Linked DNA regions of Homo sapiens: regions 2 and 3 are each linked to region 1. A link is an interaction called in ENCODE POLR2A ChIA-PET data of the cell type or tissue named here. Cell type or tissue: PC-9. All regions are shown on one strand.

Region 1 (5,000 bases):
CCTGGCCTGGTGGCTAACCTCTGTAATCCCAGCACTTTGGGAGGCTGAGAAGGAGGATCGCTTGAGTCCAGGAGTTCGAGACCAGCCTGGGCAACACAGAGAGACCCCTTCTCTTCAAACAATTTAAAAATTAGCCAGCCATAGTGACGTGCACCTGTAGTCCCAGCTACTCTGGAGGCTGAGATGAGAGGATCACTTGAACCTGGGAGGTGGAGGCTGCAGTGAGCCATGATCACACCACTGCACTCGAGCCTGGGTGACAGAGCAAGACCCTGTCTCAATAAATAAGTAAGTAAATAAATATTTAGAGTGGGCTGGGCCCTCCTCATAGCTGGCTTTCCCCTCCTCTTACTGTCAGTACTTTCATCACTGCAACAAAATACTCCTGATATCCAAATACAAGCCCCCCTGAGAACCATCCATCTAGGCTCGTGGTTTAAGCAACCCTTTCTTTTCAGTGGTCACCCCACTTGGCTTATTTCTAATGAAACATCATGCGGAACCCCAATAGATACGTTGGCCAAAGGTGCCGCTGCTCTGGCTGAAGCAGAAATGCCCAGTGCCCCTCACCCCCATGTCTGATCCCTCCCACATCTGTCAGAGGACTTGGTCCCTGTGCTCAAAACCTGGAGCTCCACATCACCCAGTTTCATAATTCACCAGGTCCGCAAAACTACCTCCTCTCTCTAACGCATGTGTGAAGGGTGGCCGCCCTGCCCCTGGGGGATCTTGACTCTGATACACGGTGGGAAAACTTCCAAGGAGGCTGAAACCTGCGCAGCCACCATGGGGAAGGCCACCCAGCAGATGGGAGAGGCTCCGCGCCTCGGAGCGGACGCTCGTTGTTTTTGAGGAACCGATGCCCTCTGATGACTGGAACATTTTCAGCAAAGATTTTGCCCTTCTGAGTGTGCTAACAGGTTCAGTATTTCTGTGTAAAATAACAGCATGGGAAGAATTTTTTTATTTGTGGGTAATCTGTGGTCAGACAAAAGCAACAGCATTGACAGAGGGCAGTAGAAGGGGAAGGTTTTGTGTCTGTTTGTTAAGATACCACTTTCACGTGTCTGGGAGCACACAATGAATGGTGTGCATGTGCGTGCATATGTGTGTGTGTCTGTGTGTGTGTATGCATGTGTGCACCTGAGAGAGAAAACACAATAGAATAGAAATATAAGATGCCATTTTCATTACTAATAAAATGGCAAACGTGTGTGCGTGTGTGCGTGCATGTGTGTGTGCATATGTGTGCATGTATATGTGAGAATTGTCTATGTGTGCATGTATGTGTGTGTTTGTGTACATGTGAGTGTGTTTGTGTATGGGTATATGTGTGTGATTGTATGTATTTGTGTGTACATGTGTTATGTGTGCATGTGTGTGTATGTGAGAGTGTGAATGTGTGTATGTGTATGTAAGAGTGTGTGTGCATGTGTGTGTATTTATGAGTGTGTGAGTGTATGTGTGCACGGGTGTGTGTATATGCATGTATATGTGTGTCACGTGTACATGCTTGTGAGAATTGTGCGTGTGTGTGTGCATGTATTGTGTGTACATGTTTGTGTATATATGTGTGTTTGTGTGTATGTGTGTATTTGCATGTGTGTTATGTATGTGTCCATGTGCAGGTGTATGTACATGTGTGTGTGCATTTGTGTGAGGGTGTGTGTGTGTGCATTGTGTGAGTGTGTATGTCTGTGAGCATGTATGTGTGTGTCTGTGTGTGAATGTATATATGTAAGAGTGTGTGTGTGTGAGAGTGTATGTGCGGTTGTGTGTATATGCATGTATTTGTGTGCCATGTGTACATGAGTGTGAGAATTGTACATGTGTATGTGTGCATGTGTGTGTACATTTCTGTGCATATATGTGTGGTTGTGCATATGTGTATGTGTGTTATGTATGTGTGCATGTGTGTGTGGTTGTGTCTGTGTGTATGTGTGTATGTATGTGGTTGTGTGTCTGTGTATTTGTATGTGTGTATTTGTATGTGGGTGTACATGTGCTTGTGTATGTGCGTGTCTGTGTATTTGTGTGTATGTGTATGAGTGTGTGTCTGTGTGTGTATTTGCATGTGTGTGTACGTTTGTGTATATGTGTCTGTGTGTATTTGCATGTGTGTGTACATGTGTTTGTGTCTGTGTATGTATTTGCATGTGTGTACATGTGTTTGTGTGTGTGTATTTGCATGTGTGTGTCTGTGTGTGTATTTGCATGTGTGTGTGCATGTGGTGTACATATGAGTGTTTATGTGTCTGTGTATTTATGTGTGTGTCTGTGTGTATTTGCATGTGTGTGTACATGTGTTTGTGTCTGTATGTATTTGCATGTGTGTACATGTGTTTGTGTCTGTGTGTGTATTTGCATGTGTGTGTGCATGTGGTGTACATATGAGTGTTTATGTGTCTGTGTATTTACGTGTGTGTCTGTGTGTATTTGCATGTGCGTGTATGTGTGTATACCTTATCAAGCCTGTCCCTCATTGTTTTGCTGTCACCTGATGCCCCAGCTCTGCTCAGCTAGTGGCTCGCTGTCCACGTTGAGGTCTCGAGTGAGTCACCCCGCACAGCTCTTCACGGTTTCTCACTTCTGCTCCCCAGATATTGCCCAAGCCCTGGTTTCTTTTACATCCTATCCAACTTCTCCAGGCTCCACCCAGAAAGCCACAGTCCCAGGCAGAGTCAGGAGGGCCAGATTTTAAAGAAGTTGCCTGGGCTGTCCTGGGGGTGACTCTTGTGGATTCCAAAGTGGCAGGTAATGTGGCTAGAAGCCAAGATCAGACCTGACAGCAGGAGAGTCAGACAGACATTGATACACTCAGACTCACACATGCCAACGCGCACACACACCCAGTGTGTGCCCAGAGACACGCACACACACAGAGCTCAGCTTCAGGAATCAGATGTTCAGAACTAGGGTCCTACTGGGACCTCCTGAACCATTTAATTTCTAAAATACTCTACAGTTTACAACATGCTTTTATATCCATATCCACATGTTATACTAGTGTGGTATCCCAGTAGGACCCTGGTTCGGTGGCTCACACCTGTAATCCCAGCACTTTGGGAGACCAAGGCAGGTGGATCGCCTGGCCAACATGGCGAAACCCCATCTCTACTAAAAATACAAAAATTAGCCAGGTGTGATGGCACATGCCTGTCATCTCAGCTACAAGGGAGGCTGAGGCACGAGAATCTCTTGAACCTAAGAGATGGAGGTTGCAGTGAGCCAAGATTGCGCCACTGCACTCCAGCCAGGGTGACAGAGCGAGACTCCATCTCAAAAAAAAAAAAAAAGTGAATGTAGAAAAGGCAACATGAACATTTATGTAGACACTTCCCGTTGGTTCTGTTTCTCTGGAAAACCCTGACTTATGCAGCAGCTGACTCTTTATGACTTTCATCCACCATGACTGGGCCCGCCATCACTCCCACACCTCATCTTCATACTCTCAGAGCCCTGTGCCTCGTCAGCTCCCCGAGGCAGGGGCAGGGCCTGTCTGCTTCACTGTGGCACCCCAGAGCCTAGCTCAGTGCCTGGCACCCTGCAGGCTTCAGGAAATATTTGATCAATGCATGTGTGAATATATGACTGAGTGAATTTGGAAAGCCACTCCTTAGGCAATTCCTACACCTGAAACTCTCTTCCTACTTCTTTTTTTTTTTTTTTTTTTTTTTTTTTGAGACAGAGCCTCACTCTGTTGCCCAGGCTGGAGTGCAATGGCACAGTCACGGCTCAGTGCAGCATTGACCTCCCTGGGCATAGGTGATCTCCCACTTCAGCCTCTCAAGTAGCTGGGACTACAGGCGTGCACCACCATGCTCAGTTAATTTTTCTATTTTTTTGTGGAGACAGGGTTTCGCCATGTTGCCCAGGTTGTTCTCAAACTCCTGAGCTCAAGTGACTTACCTGCCTCAGCTTCCCAAAGTGCTGGATTGCAGGCATAGGTCACTATGTCCGGCCCCTTCTTTGCTCATAAAAATCCTTTATTGTCCCCGAGGCCTAGCATGGGCTACTTTCTCCTTCATCCCCACACCGCGGAAGCCTCATGAGAGCAGAGACCATGTCTGCCTTATTCACGATTGTGACTTAGACTGAAGCCTAAGTCTCAGTCTGGGGCCTGGTACATGGTAGATGCTCAATAAATACTGGTTACATTAATGTAGAATACATGTCACAGCGGTAGGATATTTTTATTTATTTATTTTTTTGAGACAGAGTTTCCCTTTTTTTTTTTTTTTTTTTTTTTGAGATTGAGTCTTGCTTTGTCCCCAGGCTGGAGTGCAATGGCGCAATCTCAGGTCACTGCAACCCCTGCCTTCCAGGTTCAAGCAATTCTCCTGTCTCAGCCTCCCGAGTAGCTGGGATTACAGGCATGTGCCACTGTGCCCAGCTAATTTTGTATGTTAGTAGAGACGGGGTTTCACCATGTTGGTCAGGCTGGTCTCGAACTCCTGACTTTAGGTGATCCACCCGCCTCGGCCTCCCAAAGTGCTGGGATTACAGGCATGAGCCACCACCCCGCTAGGATATTTTTTAAATGTTAACCTCTATTCTTCCCCCAGGATTGCCCTTATTCCTTTTGCTCTCACCTCTTCTTTAGACAGCAAAGTATTTCTTTCCCTAAGCCTCAGGGAAGGATGTGACAGCTGAGAACAAAAAACCCATGTCTCTTGCCTGGATTTGCAGTGTCGAAAGCTTAGACTCAGAGAGAACCAGAAGGAATACACAGAAAGGAGAAAATACTTGGAGGAAATCATGAGAGTTTTCTGCTTTCCAGGCTGGAGAATCATTTTCTGAAACTGTCATAAAGAAGAGAACTGCAGAGAAAACACCCAGATTGCAGATGCTGGTAGTTCTCAGAGAAAGAGGCTCTGTCCCTGCTCATAAAGCACCTTGTGTGGGTTAGGAAAAGGCACCCCCCTGGGTGCACAGCTTGGTAACTGGAGCACAGTTCACATCCAGCTCTTATTACCCGCTTCGTCCAGGCACTCATGTGG
Region 2 (5,000 bases), 230 kb before region 1:
TCCAGTGCCTCTATGCAGGAAATCCTCAAATTAGCCTTCTCAGGTCTTTTATAATCAACAGCAGAATGAGGAGGACAGGGATAAAGAGACAGAGAAATGCAGGGAACAGAGAGAGGCTCAACTATTGGCTGTTTTATAAGCCCTCCAGCCCCACCCAGGTTGCCCTCAGAATCCCCTCCTAGGTAACTGCCATCAGCGCCAGAAGCCAGGCCACTGGCAGATAAACTGCCCCCATGGGATAAATGGGGAAAAGCCCCACATAGCTTGTTCCCTTTGCCACAAGCTCAGCCACTGGAAACGGGACTGCCCTGAGGGTCATAGGAACCCCCCCAGGACAGAATCCCAACCCCTGATGGCCATGAGCTGAAGGGGTTCTCTGCCCTGGCTGGCTTCCAAATCAGACATTGTCATTAACAGGACAAAGCCAAGGGTAACTTTGGAGGCGGCAAGTAAAATTATAAATTTCCCTCTTGAGTTCAAGAGCTGCCTACTCTGTGCTAATCTCCTTATCTGAGCAACTCTCTTCCAAATCCTGTTGGGTAATGGGGGAAAATGGCACCTTCTTTCTCCAAAAGAAAAAAATCTTTATATTACTTAAGGGACCAAGGAGTTTGAGACCAGCCTGGGCAACATAGTGAGACCCTGTCTCCATCAGAAACACAAAAAAATTAGCCAGGTGGACGTGGTGGCACAGGCCTGTGGTCCTAGCTACTTGGGAGGCTAGGGTGGGAGGATCGCTTGAGCCCGGGTGATGGAGGCTGCAGTGAGCCGAGATCGTGCCACTGCACTCCAGCCTGAGTGACAGAGTGAGACCCCATCGCAAAAAAAAAAAAAAATAAGTCAAGGATGATGATGATATAGACTCAGGGAATATCATTAAGTGAACGAGAAATTATCTTTATTCCCCACTTTTAACATGGGGAAACTGAGGCCCCAGGAAGACAACCAAGTATTGGCTGAATTGAGCTGAGGGAGATCTCAAATCACTCAATAGCGACCACCACCTTCCCAGGCAGCTATCGAAGTTCCCATAATGGGCAGATGGATCACCTGGGGTCAGGAGTTCGAGACCAGCCTGGCCAACATGATAAAACCCCATCTCTACTAAAAAAATACAAAAATTAGCCGGATGTGGTATAATTACAGCTGTAATCCCAGCTACTAGGGAGGATGAGGCAGGAAAATTGCTTGAACCTGGGAGACAGGTTGCAGTGAGCCGAAATCACGCCACTGCACTCCAGCCTGGGCGACAGAGCAAGACTCGTCAAAAAAAAAAAAAAAAAAAAGGCCGGGTGCGGTGGCTCACACCTGTAATCACAGCACTTTGGGAGGCTGAGGCAGGTGGATCACGAGGTCAGGAGTTCAAGACCTGCCTGGCCAAAATGGTGAAACCCCCATCTGTACTAAAAATACAAAAATTAGCTGGGCATGGTGATGGGTGCCTGTAATCCCAGCTACTCGGGAGGCTGAGGCAGAGAATTGCTTGAACCCAGGAGGCAGAGGTTGCAGTGAGCCAAGATCGTGCCACTGCACTCCAGCCTGGGTGACAGAGCAAGACTCCATCTCAAAAAAAAAAAAAAAAAAAAGTTCCCACGGTGCTGCCGAGCCTGTGATTGGCAGAGGCATTGTTTATTCGTTCAAGGTTTTTTGTTAAGGGACCCGGTGAGTATCAACTACTAGGCAGTTCTCACTTCTGCTCACTTCTGGGCTCACTTAAGCCTACCAGCAGCCCTGAAGGCTGTTAACCACCCTTTAGAGCTTAGAGAGTCGAAGAGGCAGGGGCCAGGTCCTAAAGAAAGGCACACTGTCCCCAGAGCCTGGGGCGCGATGCCACCCGCCCCCCCCCCCCCCGCCCAGGCGTACCCCCCCTTACCCCGCCCCCCACCCGCTCGCCGCGCCCAGCCCATCTGGCGCCGCTCTGCCCCTGCTGAGTAATCCTTTCCCGAGCCACGTGGCCGTGTTTTTCCTGCTGAGTCACGGTCCCGAGGTCTATTTTCGCTAAGTCACCGCCCCGAGATCTGTTTTCGCTGAGTCACGGTCCCGGTGTCTGTTTTCGCTGAGTCACGGTCTAGAGATTTGTTTTCCTCAGAGTTCCAGCTGCTCCAGGTTTAATCCCCTGGGGCAAAGTCCGGACTGTCCGGCTGGAGTCTGGAGTCGGGACATGCCTCAGCCAGCACGTCCTCGGCCTCGTCTGGGGCCTGAATCCTAGGGAAGCCATAGCAGCTCCTCCACCCTTCCTCTCACTCCTCCTCTAGCCTCTTGCTACTCCCCGCACCACTGTTTTAGGGAACCTCTATCTCCCGACGGCCTGCCACGGGCCAGGCGCTGTGCTGGGGGCTTCACACTTTAAATCGCTGTTGAGCGGGGCGCGGGGGCGCTGCAACCTAAAGGTGGGAGCTACTCAAATGGAGGGGCATCTGTTAAAATGGCCGGCCTGTCATTTTCAAAAACTTCAAGGCCGGGCGCGGTGGCTCACGCCTGTAATCCCAGCACTTTGGGAGGCCGAGGCGGGCGGATCACGAGGTCAGGAGATCGAGATCATCTTGTCTAACACGGTGAAACTTCATCTCTACTAAAAATAGAAAAAATTAGCCGGGCGTGGTGGCGGGCGCCTGTAATCCCAGCTACTCAGGAGGCTGAGGCAGGAGAATGGCATGAACCCGGGAGGCGGAGCTTGCAGTGAGCCGAAATCGCGCCACTGCAGTCCGGCCTGGGCGAAAGAGCAAGACTCCGCCTCAAAAAAAAAAAAAAAAAAAAACTTCAAAGGCTGAGGAACCCAAAGAGGCAGGACAAGTGAATGCAATGCAACCTCTTGGGCTGGAACCTGGACTGGTAAAACGGCTAAAGAGGAGGTTATTGGGGCAATAGGGGACATTTGAATATAGGCTTTATATTGAAGGAGTTCAGGATATGCCACCCAAAATGTGCCACTTTGGATTAAGGATCATTATTATTATTATTATTATTATTTTGAGACAGGGTCTCTGTCACCCAAGCTGCAGTGCAGTGGCACAATCTCGGCTCACTGCAACCTCTGCCTCCTAGGTTCAAGCGATTCTCGTGCCTCAGCCTCCCAAGTAGCTGCGATTACAGGTGTGTGCCACCACTCCCCATTCATTGATTAAGGATTATTTTGAGCTGGCCAGGCGTGGTGGCACATGCCTGTAATCCCAGCACTTGGGGAGGCCACTGTGGGGGGATTGCTTGAGCTCAGGAGTTCCAGACCAGCTTGGGCAACGTGGTGAAACCTTGTCTCTACAAAAAATACAAAATATAAAAAATTTGCCAGGCATGGTGGTGCATGTCTATAATCCCAGCTACTTGGGAGGCTGAGGCAGGAGGATTGCTTGAGCCCAGGAGATTGAGGTTGCAGACCACTACACTCCAGCCTGGGAAACAGAGTGAGACTCTGTCTCAAAAAAAAGGATTATTTTGGGATAAAGGCACTTTAAAAACAAACAAACAAAATCAGGTGCAAAAAGGTTGCTGTGGGTTGGGCATGGTCGCTCAGGCCTGTCATCCCAGCACTTTGGGAGGCAAAGGCAGGCAGACCACCTGAGGTCAGGAGTTCGAGACCAGCCTGACCAACTTGGAGAAACCTCATCTCTACTAAAAATACAAAATTATCCGGGCGTGGTGGCGCATGCCTGTAATCCCAGCTACTAGGGAGGCTGAGGTAGGAGAATTGCGTGAACCTGGGAGGCAGAGGTTGCAGTGAGCCTCTGACCTTCTTTTTTTCTTCCTGAAAGCAAGAGATGAAATTCCATATGGAAGACTTTTCTCTATACGAGGAGAAAATTAGCATTCCTTTCATCCATGGCAGGAAGTTGAAGCCAAAATAAATCTGTACAAACAAAGCTTGTTAAAGCCAGCTCTTCCTAGTCTCTTCTCTACCCAGTTAACCACCCTAACCCACACCCACGCCACTTTGCCTTGTCACGTTTTCACAGTTTACTACTCTGTGTCCAAATCTGCATGTAAGTGTTTGGCTCTGTTTCCTTGAGTCTTCTTTTCCTTAGGACGGCTCACGTGTTATGTAAATGTACGTTAAATAAATGTGTATGCTTTTCTCCTACTAATCTGTCTCATGTCAGTTTAATTCTCAGGCCCAGCAGAAAACTCTAAAAGGGTATAGGTAAAATTTTGCCTCCTCTACAATATAATGAATTTATATCGAAGCCAGATTTCCTGATTTTTATAACCATATGTCAGGGACTGCACTCCAGATATAATACATGCTAAATAATTTGGGGGTAGATAGGCATGGTGGCTCACACCTGTAATCCCAGCACTCTGAGACACCAAGGCAGAAGGACTGCCCCTGACGTCAGGAGTTGGAGTCCAGCCTGGGCAAAATAGCAAGACCCCATCTCTACTAAAAATGAAAAAAATTATCCAGGTGTGGCGGCATGAGCCTATAGTCCTAGATACTCAGGAGATGGAGGCAGGAGGAGATATATATATCTGTATATATTCAAAAATATATATGCATAGTATATCAAGAGAGAATACGATAAAGCAAATGTGACAAAATGCTAACAACTGGTGAATCTGGATGAAGGTGTATAGAAATTCTCTGTACTATGCTTGCGACTTTTCTGGACATTTGAAATTATTTCGGAGAAGTTTACTTTTTGAGGAAAAGGTAAATACAGGCCGAGCGCAGTGGCTCACGCCTGTAATCTCAGCACTTTGGGAGGCCAAGGCAGGTGGATCACCTAAGGTCAGGAGTTCGAGACCAGCCTGGCCAACATGGTGAAACCCTATCTCTACTAAAAATGTACAAATTAGCTGGGCATGGTGGTGCATGCCTGTAATCCCAACTACTCAGAGGCTGAGGGAGGAGAATCGCTTGAACCCAGGAGGCAGAGGTTGCAATGAGCCGAGATAGTGCCATTGCACTCCAGCCTGGGCAACAAGAGCGAAATTCCATCTAAAAAAAAAAAAGGTAAATATGAAGAACCTGAGATTCAAAACTCCTGACTGAAATCAAGGTTTGT
Region 3 (5,000 bases), 180 kb before region 1:
CATGAGAGTGAGCTTTCTGGCTCACTGAGGAGGGTACTGTTGGCCCCATAGAGAGAAGATGGGATTTCCCAGATGCTCTGGAAAACCTGTCACCTTTAAAATCTCAGGATTAATCCTAGTTTCTGGTCTCCGCTCCTTGTACATCATCTCATTTTGATTCAGGGCAGTTTAATGGGTGGTATCGTGTCTATTCTATAGGTGCGCAGACTGAGGCTTAGAGAAAGGTTTAGAGCTTCGGTTCTAGAGTCAGATGGGACTTAAGTCCCAGCTCTACCTCTTAATTGCTGTGACCTTGAGCAAGTGGCTTAGCCTCCGTGTGCCTCAGTGTCTGGTACACAGTGGGCACTCAGGAAGTGTGGGCCCTTTAGGTCAAAGGAGCCTGAGTACAAAGTTCCCCGTGAGCCTGGGGATGTCTGGGCTCTGTCGGAGTCCCCTCGGGCAGCACGTGCCGTTAGCCAGCCATGTGCTCCCACAGAAATACCCGGAGCACGCCATCCACAAGGTGCTGCAGCTCATGCTGCGGCGCGGCGAGATCCAGCATCGCATGCAGCGCAAGGTTCTCTACCGCCTCAAGTGAGTCGCGCCGCCTCACTGGACTCATGGACTCGCCCACGCCTCGCCCCTCCTGCCGCTGCCTGCCATTGACAATGTTGCTGGGACCTCTGCCTCCCCACTGCAGCCCTCGAACTTCCCAGGCACCCTCCTTTCTGCCCCAGAGGAAGGAGCTGTAGTGTCCTGCTGCCTCTGGGCGCCCGCCTCTAGCGCGGTTCTGGGAAGTGTGCTTTTGGCATCCGTTAATAATAAAGCCACGGTGTGTTCAGGTATCTGTGGGTTTGTGCACTCGGTGACCTGTCACCTCCATCGTGCCCTCATGGCAGGGTAAGTGTGAGGGAACAGGGTCTGGAGGCAGACTGGCCAGGGTTTCTGACTTGGATCTGCCACTCAGACTTCTGGGTAAGTCACGTGACTTGAGTGCTCCGGTTTCTTCATCTGTTTAGCGGGGCTCATAAAGCCACTCCCTTGATGCTGGGAATCCAGTGAGACCAGGGAGTGGGGAAGCGCTTCTCAAAGTGTGTGATTTTGATCCGCCTCACCTGTTCCCCAGTAACTTATTGGGGGGCTGCGAGCCGTGGTGCGGCGGTCAGACTGCCTGGATTCATGGACCCTCTCCATGCCTTAGTTTCCTTATCTGTAAGCAGGCTGATACTAGAACCTGCTTCACAGGGTTGTGCTTAGGGTCAGTGAGCAGCTGTTAGTGAGGGGAATGTAGTGGCCACCAGGCAGGAACTAGGACTCCAGCCAGTTCTTTCCTGGTGGGCCACGTGTAACTGTGTGGCCTTGGGCGAGACATTTCACTTTTCTGTGCCTGAGTTTATCAGTAAACTGGAGATGGGGGGATTCCTCACCCTGAGTTGTGAGGATTGAATGACAGAAGGCACTAGTGACAGTGATGCTGGAGGAAGGAGTGTTGCCAAGTGCCTCGGTCACTTTGCCTAATTTCAGAAAGTCACTCTGAGTTGGTATGTTTTGTGTTTTTAAAAAAGCTAGGATTCATAAAATTAAATAGAAATCAGTGAAATAAAATATTTGATATTTAAAATACATTTAGAAATACAAAGTGTCAAGCAAAACGTGAATTTGGAAATCTATGGAACATTAGATAAGGTATTTAAAAGTAATTGCCATGTAAAAATGACACGAACTTGAAGTAAGATTATTTGATTTTTCTAAAAATACAAGAAAGCTTGGTGCATCCGCCTGGTCATTGTTGAATCACAAATGTATTTTTGTGCAGAAGATTCCTGCAGCTCAAAGCCCTTTCTGATTCCATACTGTTCGGGGAAATGGAGAGATGAGAGGAGCTAAATCAGCTTTCCTCTGACTCACTCCCGTTCAAAGCTCATTTCTTTTCTGATAATTTTGAGAGTGTCTGGAACAGCTTTTGTTTTCTTGGTGGGGTGGCAACCTTACTGGGCGCGCTGTGGGTTTTGCATCCAAGGCTGCATCTCCGGTTCCTGCTAGCCTTTCATCTTGCTCAGGTGGGGACTCGCGTGCATCTCAGGCCCAAGGTCCTCCCGTCCTGCTTGTTCATGGAGTGTGGAACTCTCATGAGGTTCACCCTGCAGTGGCAACTTTGCTGGTGGCCTTTTCTCCACCCCTGTGGTGGGTGGTGCTGCTGTGGTCACCTCTGTTTTACAGGTGGAGAAACTGAGGCTCAGAGAGTCAAGTGTCACAGTGAGGGAGTGCAGGGCAGGCTTCAAACCTGGTGGCTCCGAACTCCACCCATGTCACCTTTTCTGCCAGATTCTCTCTTGGCAGTCCCTGACCTCGGCCTGAGTGGGATGCTGGGCAGAGACAGTCCTGGCCTGGGGGAGGCAGGTGCCAGTCAGGTGGGGGAGACTGACCCTGGGGTAGGTTCCCAGGGGTAGGTGGCCTGACTGGCAGGCACAGGACTGAGAGGCCAAAGGGGGTCCGACTGGCTTTTCCGTGGTAGTTGGGGTAGGGCTCATAGGAGGAGCAGCTGTGCTCAGAGCATGCCAGTCTCCTTCCAGATCGGGGCAGCAGCATGAAGAGAGGCCCCTGAGCCAGGGAAACACCTGCTTGTTGGGGAAAGCAAAGGCTGAGGAGAGAGCCTGAAGGGAGGCCAGGAGAGGGGAGCATTCAGGCTGAGTAATAGTTGGGGCTCGGCTTAGTGGAATCTCCAGTCAGGCCTCAGTGACACCTAGAGAGGCAGGGAGGTGGGGCAAGGGGGGGAGCTGGATTCCCGAGCTGGTGCTGCCACTCAGGGTGGCTGAGCTCTTCACTCACCTGTGACCTGGCTCCCTTAGGCTTGTCTTCTCAGATCTGTCCCTACCCTCACCAGCTACAGGCCGCGACCCAGCGGACATTTCTCTCTGCTGAGCAAATCACTTCACCCCTCAGCCTCCTTTCATCTGTAGAAAGGGCACAGCAGTACAGTAGCCCTTTCACCCAGGGGTGGCTGTGAGGATTAACTGAGGGGGTAGACATCAGAGCAGCTGGGCCTGGCCCCGGGGAGGTGCTCCCAGGAAGGGCTGGGTGCCTGTGGTTTTCCCTGCCTCACAGCCTCTGCCATCTCGGATTTCACCTTTTCATGCTTTTGTGTGAGCAGAGGCCGAGCCTCTGCTGCTGTGTTCCCTGCCCCACTCTACTCCTGGCTGCATGGGTCTCTCAACTTCGCTCACCACTATGAGAGCCGCTCCACCCCTTCTCCAGTTCCAGGTCTGGGAAGGAGAGAGCAGACAAGCTTGCTCATGATGGAGTCCTTTTACCTGGTTTCTCTCTCTGTTCACAGATACCACCTCTGTTGATCTGGGAACTAAGACCATGTTGCTTGTCCTTAGTCACATATGACTTAATTTGCACCCATTGTGGGCCACTGGTGTCAGACAGGAAGCCTAAGCGCAGGTATCACTGAGGAGGATACACATGCTAACTACACGATCTTCACCAGACCTGTGAGCTTCCAGCCACCAGATCCAAAGTCACAGAGCACAGGGACTTACAAACCCAGTGCTGGAAAACATAGCAAAGGCTATATCCAATTTAGGTTTCTCTTTATTGGAAATAAAGATGGCCCATACTTCAAATATGTTATTTAGAGAATGCTTATAAAGAGCAGCCTAAAGTCCCATTCTCTTGCCTGTAAGCAACAAAATTACAAAAATGTTGAATTTCTAAAATGCGAAAGTTAAGCATTCCAGAGACCAGCTCATGGAAGAAGGTTTTATGTTTTTGGGTGTTGTAACTATTATCCATATGTATTTAAACATGAATACGTCTGTTTGGTATTTAACACATTTTTTTTTTTTTTGGCTTTCAAGGCCTTTATTTTTTTATTTTTATTTTTTTCCCTTTTTTAATTTATTATACTTGTTTTTGGGGTACATGTGCAGAACGTAAAGTTTTGTTACATGGGTATACACATGCCATGGTGGTTTGCTGCACCCATCAACCCGTCATCTACATTAGGTATTTCTTCTAATGTTATCCCTCCCTAGCCCCCCACCCCCCACAAATGTTTAATTAGGAGTGTCAAGTCTGGATGAACCAAGGTAGATATTTATTTTAAGACATTATGGTGAGGCCAAAGAGTACATTAAAATGGTTTTAATTTGTTTTTATAGATCAAAAACAAGCATTTTTTATTAAAAATATGAGGCAGTAAAGCACAGTGGTTAAGAACATGGACTTGGGGCCAGGTGTGGTAGCTCATTCCTGTAATCCCAGCACTTTAGGAGGCTGAGGCAGGAGAATCACTTGAGGCCAGGAGTTCAAGACTAGCCTGGGCAACATAGTGAGACCCCCATCGCTCTCTCTCTCTCTTTTTTTTTTTTTTTTTGAGACCAAGTCTCACTCTGTTGTCCAGGCTGGAGTGCATTGGCGCGATCTCGGCTCACTGCAACCTCCGCCTCCCAGGATCAAGCGATTCTCCTGCCTCAGCCTCCTGAGTAGCTGGGATTACAGGTGCCCACCACCACACCCAGCTAATTTTTTGTATTTTTAGTAGAGATGGGGTTTCACCATGTTGGCTAGGCTGGTTTCAAACTCCTGAACTCAAGTGATCTGCCCACCTTGGCCTCCCAAAGTGGTGGGATTACAGGTGTGAGCCACTGCACCTGGCCTATTTTATTATTTTTTTAGAGATGGGGGTGGTTCTCACTGTGTTGCCCATGCTGGTCTGGAACTCCTGGGCTCAATCGATCCTCCTGCCTCGGCCTCCCAAAGTTCTTAGATTACAGGTGTGAGCCACTGCACCAGCCAGGATTAAAGGAGTTAACAGCCCCAAAGCACTCAGAACACCACCAGGCCCAGGGTAAAGGCTTTTTCAGTGTTCCATATGTAAACTATCTACATATGTAGATAGTTTTTTACATACGTAAAAAACCTACTATTGACGTATGTAAACCTACACACATTGGCTTGCTCTAACAGAAGGGCTGTGTTGTAAGGTAGTAAGCTCCCTGTTTCTGCACGTGGTC

Evidence for each region. Peaks named below come from ENCODE experiments on the same cell type or tissue, not always from the same donor. Only the 100,000 strongest peaks of a DNase experiment are listed, where the experiment ranks them.
Region 2: POLR2A ChIA-PET joins it to region 1 with 5 read pairs; 5 of 35 experiments call an interaction of 5 or more read pairs at or near these places.
Region 3: POLR2A ChIA-PET joins it to region 1 with 6 read pairs; 6 of 35 experiments call an interaction of 5 or more read pairs at or near these places.

What each region holds. Positions count from the first base shown.
Region 1 is chr22:35,599,793-35,604,792 of GRCh38, forward strand. No RefSeq gene overlaps it. Among named protein-coding and RNA genes, the nearest start is that of MB, 15 kb to the right of the region's middle. In PC-9, no CTCF peak of the experiment used is centred here; a DNase peak (open chromatin) is centred at 2,659; H3K4me3 peaks cover 572 bases; H3K27ac peaks cover 4,394 bases.
Region 2 is chr22:35,370,051-35,375,050 of GRCh38, forward strand. No RefSeq gene overlaps it. Among named protein-coding and RNA genes, the nearest start is that of HMOX1, 8.5 kb to the right of the region's middle. In PC-9, no CTCF peak of the experiment used is centred here; DNase peaks (open chromatin) are centred at 1,644, 2,041 and 2,781; H3K4me3 peaks cover 1,017 bases; H3K27ac peaks cover 2,223 bases.
Region 3 is chr22:35,423,679-35,428,678 of GRCh38, forward strand. It overlaps MCM5 (minichromosome maintenance complex component 5), which reads left to right. Exons shown (of 17, transcript NM_006739.4): 17 at 476-1,753. The coding sequence ends at 577. Among named protein-coding and RNA genes, the nearest start is that of MCM5, 26 kb to the left of the region's middle. RefSeq lists enhancers at 2,164-2,669, 2,670-3,177, 3,178-3,683. In PC-9, no CTCF peak of the experiment used is centred here; a DNase peak (open chromatin) is centred at 2,993; H3K4me3 peaks cover 1,051 bases; H3K27ac peaks cover 3,719 bases.